2 separate regions of the Homo sapiens genome follow, and region 1 is linked to region 2. The links are chromatin contacts, found by Hi-C or POLR2A ChIA-PET in ENCODE. All regions are on one chromosome and are shown on one strand. Each heading gives the region's core, a stretch centred on a gene start or an enhancer-like site at or near the end of the contact. The rest is flanking DNA. Distances are from core to core; before and after follow the strand shown.

What was found. A loop is a pair of places that touch in the nucleus more often than their neighbours do. ChIA-PET counts read pairs that join two places held with the same protein, here RNA polymerase II (POLR2A). Pooled maps may share reads with other maps.
Region 1: a loop to region 2 is called in a map of B cell, with 19 times the contacts of the local background. The contact joins the promoter of FYB1 here to the enhancer-like site in region 2. A Hi-C loop is called at or near these places in 17 of 168 maps with a recorded cell type or tissue (B cell, CD14-positive monocyte, CD4-positive, alpha-beta T cell and 11 more), 19 of 37 single-sample maps with no recorded cell type and 21 of 50 pooled maps. POLR2A ChIA-PET finds 5 or more read pairs at or near these places in 17 of 52 experiments (A549, CD4-positive, alpha-beta T cell, CD4-positive, alpha-beta memory T cell and 11 more).

Annotation. Positions count from the first base shown.
Region 1 is chr5:39,218,302-39,221,001 of GRCh38, reverse strand. FYB1 (FYN binding protein 1) reads left to right here and starts at 1,439. Exons shown (of 19, transcript NM_001465.6): 1 at 1,439-1,559. RefSeq lists an enhancer at 1-363.
Region 2 is chr5:39,147,526-39,150,225 of GRCh38, reverse strand. The region is part of intron 3 of FYB1 (FYN binding protein 1); the gene reads left to right. Among named protein-coding and RNA genes, the nearest start is that of FYB1, 71 kb to the left of the region's middle. Within about 2 kb of position 1,450, at least 2 of the 41 ENCODE cell types and tissues checked have a DNase peak (open chromatin) inside an H3K27ac peak, as active enhancers do; they include CD14-positive monocyte, where a contact is called at or near this core.

The DNA.
Region 1 (2,700 bases), core at 190-2,689, 71 kb before region 2:
TTTTTCTGCAGAGGACTAGATAGTAAATATTTCAGGCCATATACGGTCTCAGCCATGTCATCATCATTGTTGTCATCATCATTGTTACCATCATTGTCTTCTTTTGCTTCTTCTCCCTTTTCTTACAATTCTTAAAAAATGTAAATTCTTAGCCTGAGGTCTGTACAAAACATTCCACAGGCCAGATTTGGCATGCGGGCCATAGTTTGCTGACCCTACTACTCTATAAGAAGGGAAAATCATACGGGGAGGAAAGTGACCATCTCTGGCATAACGTCTGTAAGATTATAAGCCACTGAGTGGAAAATCCTTGTCTTCTCCATCTTTCTAGTCTTGGCCAGTGCTTGACCCACACAGTAAGTGTTTGATGTTTATGAATGAATGAGTAGAAGGAAGGTGGGGGAGGTTAATTTCACAATCACAATTTGTTAAAATCTCATTTAGTCCCAATGGTAGCCTCTGTTTTGGGGGGTTTCTTTTCTTTTCTTGTCTTTTCTTTTCTTTTTTTCTCTTTTCTTTTTTGAGTTTCTTTCTTTCTTTCCTTCTCTTTATTTTTCTTTCTTTCTTTCTTCTTTTTTTTTTTTCCTTCAGACAGGATCTTGCTCTGTTACCCAGGCTGGAGTGCAATGGTGGTGCAATCATAGCTCACTGAAGCCTTGAACTCCTGTGCTCAAGAAATCCTCCCACCTCAGCTTCCCAAATGTCTGGGGCTACAGGCATGCACCATCACACTTGGCTAATTTTTTTTTTATTTTTGTAGAGACAGGGTCTCACCATGTTGTCAAGACTGGTCTTGAACTCCTGGTCTCAAGCAATCCTCCTGCCTCAGCCTTCCAAAGTACCGGGATTACAGGCATGACCCACTACACTCAGCCCCACTGGTGGTCTTTTCACATGGATTATCATCTAAATACTCCATTTCTTCCAGCCTCAAGAATAGTCTAACAGAGAGCCGACAGAGTGAGTCTAGTGGGCTTTCCACACATGAGTGACCACTCTTCAGTTGATATGGTCAAGCACACCACTTTACCTCCTGACCTCAGGTGCAATTAGCTTCCAAATATTCCACATGCTCCAGTGGACCTTTCTAATTGTAAGCATCCCCCTTTGGCCCCCATTGCAGGTGACACTCCTGGGTGTGTGGAAAGATTATGGGTCCAAAGAACTTACAGCTTCTTCCTCTTGAATAAACATGGTGGCAGGCAGGAGAATCTTGTTTTGGTTTTACCCTTTTAAATATCACATGCTTGGTGGGAATGTTAGCAGAAGTATCCAGGCTGAACAGACACTTTTAAGTTCCCCTTTCTCCTCCTTATTACTCAATATCCTGAGGGCATAATAGAACTTTTCTTGTCTAAGTTTGCCTGGTCAGGGGAGGGAGGTGTGGCTCACTCAACCACTGACCGGGACAAAACCCTGCCAGGCATCAGAAAGCTCCGCAGTTCTTGAGTTCCACATGCAGAGCAGATGCGACAGCTAGAAGTGAGTAGGGCCCAGACCCTGGCCCAGGAAGATCCACTAAAGGAGGCCATCCTTCCGCCTTCTTCTGCAGGAGTCAGGTAACAGCTATGCCTAGGTTTCTTCTTTCAAATAAATGTGTAATTTTTTATAGCAGGAAAAAAGCACCACTTCCAAATTCTGGCAGCACAGACTGTGCTAGCTGAATAACTGAAGGAAACGCATGTTCTGTTGGAAAATAGCAAAAGAGATGAACAGGAGACACTAAAACTCAGCCTCATGGTAGCCAAAAGGATGATAAGCAGATAAAAATGTGGCCGGGAACGTGTCTGTCACTTGCTCTTTCGTAACTGGATAAGGCCTCTCATGTGTTCTTGTTGGAACCTCTGGTGCCACTAGCGTTAAATAACGTCTTGCAGTGAAACCAGAAACAAGGTTTTATTGCCAACAGAGCTGGGCACAGATGGTTTATTTCATCCTGGTTCCTAACAAATATGTGTCCATCCTTTTGATGAGAAAGAGTAACTTTCAATTTCCTCCAAACCTGGCAGGAGGTGAGGATTCACATGAGATTTCTACATAGACTAAAGAAAGGGACTATACTGCCATGAATTATGCCTTCTCAGAAGGAATCCTGGCAAACTGGATAAATGATGACAAACAGCTGCAGATCAGCCAAGGAGGCCTTTCAAAGCAACCAGCAACTCCAAATTTTCCTCGGAGCCTTTGGCTGTCTTGTATACATTGCTGATTCTTCTGAAAAATTCACAAGGTCTTTTCCCCCCATTTAACTTGATTTGCAGGGAAGTAATTAATAGAAATGGGCCTCTGACTCTGCCTTCTATTAGCTGTGTGACTTTGGGAGAGCCACTTAACCTCTCTGTGTCTCAGTTTTCTCATCTAAACATGGGGATAATAATAGAACTCATCTCATGGAGTTGTTGAGGGGATAAAACTATATACACTTTTTGAGTACTAATGTAAAATAATAATTAATATTCACCATTTTAAATATTTTTTCATTAAATACAAATAATTCTGCGTGGGAAACAGATGGGCTTATCACCGGAAGGGTGAAGTTGTGGCTGTGATTTTCTGCCCATGCTATGGGAATGCCACCGGAGGTTTTAGGTAGAGTAAAACGTCCCCATGCAATGTGAGATACACACACTTCAAATAGTCCGATACCTTAAGAAATTAATCATAAGTGATAGGTGAGGGGGAGGAGGATAAGGGTGCTCT
Region 2 (2,700 bases), core at 201-2,700:
CCATTCTCTCTCTCTCCTGATTTCCCAAAAGGCCAGATAACAACTCAGTTTCAGTTTGGTGAGCGTGGGTGACTCCATTTTGATTTTTAATCTGGTCTTCTGGGGCCCAGTGCGGGAATTTAGTCGAAAAAAAATGGCCTCCTAGATTTTGTTTAACAAAGGTGAACAAGTTTTGTTTAACAAAGGTGAGGAAGATCTGGAGGTCATGGCTATGTTAAGTTTGAGGTACCTTTTAAGCATCCAATTGGGTAAGAAGTTCTGGGTTTAAAATAGGAGAGAAATAGGAACACATTTCACACTGAAAGTCATAAGGCTGGTTAAGATGACCAAGGAAGGGAGTGTAAACAGAGAAGAAAGGAACTGAGCTCTGGGGCACTGTAACTCTCTGAGGCCTGGGAGGAGGAGAAGGGGCAAAGGAGAATAACAGGAACAATCAATAACGCCGGGGTCTTGGAAGCCCAGGAAAGGAAGCATCCAAGGAGGAGTCAGTGAGAAACTGTGTCAGGTGCTGGTGGAGGCCAAAAAGTGAGGACTGTGGAGGTCAGTGCAGGGGAAGTTGTCAGGAGTGGTGGCGATACAAGGCTGATTGAAATGGCTTTAAAAGAGTATGAAAGGAGAGGAATTGGACAGAGCAAATATAAACAACTCCTTTACAAAGAAAGGGCAACCAAAGAAATGGGACAGTAACTGATGGGAGAAATGAGATCAAGAGCCTTTTTAAAGATGGAAATAACAGCACTTTTGTAGGCTGATGGAAAGATCCAGTCAAGAGGGAAAAATGGTAAGGGTGGAGAGAGGGGAGAATTGCAGGAGCCAAGCATTAGAGCAGCAGGGAGCAATGGCTTCCCTAAGGTTTACAGTTCTCCCTAGCATGTGGAGTGGAATCTCTAATTGGGATCAAGGAAGGAATTTTAGAAGACAGGGTGGACTTTATCATCTGCAGCCTGTTCTGCCTACTCCTAAAGCTGTTCCCAGAAGTAACTTGCAATCATATCATTCAGGTCAGGATGTTTTAAGAGTGTAAAAGATTCCAGACAGGTGAGAATCAGAAATCCTAAATAACTGAAAATAAAGTAGTTGAGGCCAAAGTTATATTGTATTTTAAATTGTATTGTTTCCCCACCTAGTGGTCAGAAATCAGTTTGTTACATTTTCTGCTATTTTTACTCAGGCATTTGAAGAGAAAATGAAATGGGTCAAAAGAGCATGTTTATCATTTTTAATGTTCAAATCAACACCTTTTAGTGTAATACATTTCTTGGTACCTTTTTAAATTATAATTTTAACATCATAATTTTTCATATTGAAACAGAATCAATGGTTGTGTTTTGGCATATCAAACAAATTACATGGTTATTAATAGTAATGAGACAGGAAAAGTGATGTAATAAAAAATAGTAAATAATGGGAAGTGACTAAGGTTAGAAAAGGGAAGGTTCAACAGTTCTTACCCTGAAGTCATTCATAGTTAGTTTAAAGGGTTTTTTGGTTTCTGTTTATGTGTGTGTTTTATTTTTTGTCTGTAAAATTGGAGGAAAAGTAAGAATTTACCATTATAACCTTTTCATTAATTAGAGATGCTTAAAATGTTCTGAAACTTGAGACTTGCCGTATCAGTAGCCAGCTGCCAGATAGTCTTCTCTCACACTAGTTGGAAAGTGTTGGCTTAAACAAGTCAGTTTTCAAATTCCTCGTGGGTTAAATATAGGAAGACATGTTCCAGAGAAAAGGCCGCAAGATTTTACTCCCAGTAAGGCAGGTATAGAACAAAGTTTAATGTGTCATGTAGATTTCTTCCTCCTTCTTTAAAAAAAAAAAAAAAAAAAAAAAAAAAAAAAAAAAAACCTGCTGATAATTAAAAGCTAAATGCATGAATAGCCAATAAAGTAAAAGGCCAGCTGGGCATGGTGGCTCATGCCTATAATCCCAGCACTTTGGGAGGCCGAGGTGAGCCAATCACATGAATCCAGGAATTCAAGACCAGCTTGAGCAATATGATGAAACCCTGCGTCTACAAATATATATATATATATATATATATATATATATATATATATATATATATATATAAAAAATACATATAATATACATATAATGATAAGGGTGGAGAAAGGGAAGAATTGCAGGAGCCGGGCATTAGAGCAGCGGGGAGCAATGGCTTCCCTAAGGTTTACAATTCTCCCTAGGGTGTAGAGTGGAATCTCTAATTGGGATCAAGGAAGGAATTTTAGAAGACAGGGTGGACTTGCCGGGCGCGGTGGCTCACGCCTGTAATCCCAGCACCTTGGGAGGCCGAGGAGAGCAGATCACAAGGTCAGGAGATTGAGACCATCCTGACTAACACGGTGAAACCCCGTCTCTACTAAAAATACAAAAAATTAGCCGGGCGTGGTGGCGGGCGCCTGCAGTCCCAGCTACTCGGGAGGCTGAGGCAGGAGAATGGCGTGAACCTGGGAGGCGGAGCTTGCAGTGAGCCTGGGCGACAGAGCAAGACTCCGTCTCAAAAAAAGAAAAAAAAAAAAAAAAAAGACAAGGTGGACTTTATCATCTGCAGTCTGTTCTGCCTACTCCTAAAGCTGTTCCCAGAAGTAACTTGCAATCATATCATTCAAGTCTGGATGTCTTAATAGCATAAAAGATTCGAGACAGGTGAGAATCAGCAATCCTAAATAACTTTGAAAATAAAGTAGTTGAGGCCAA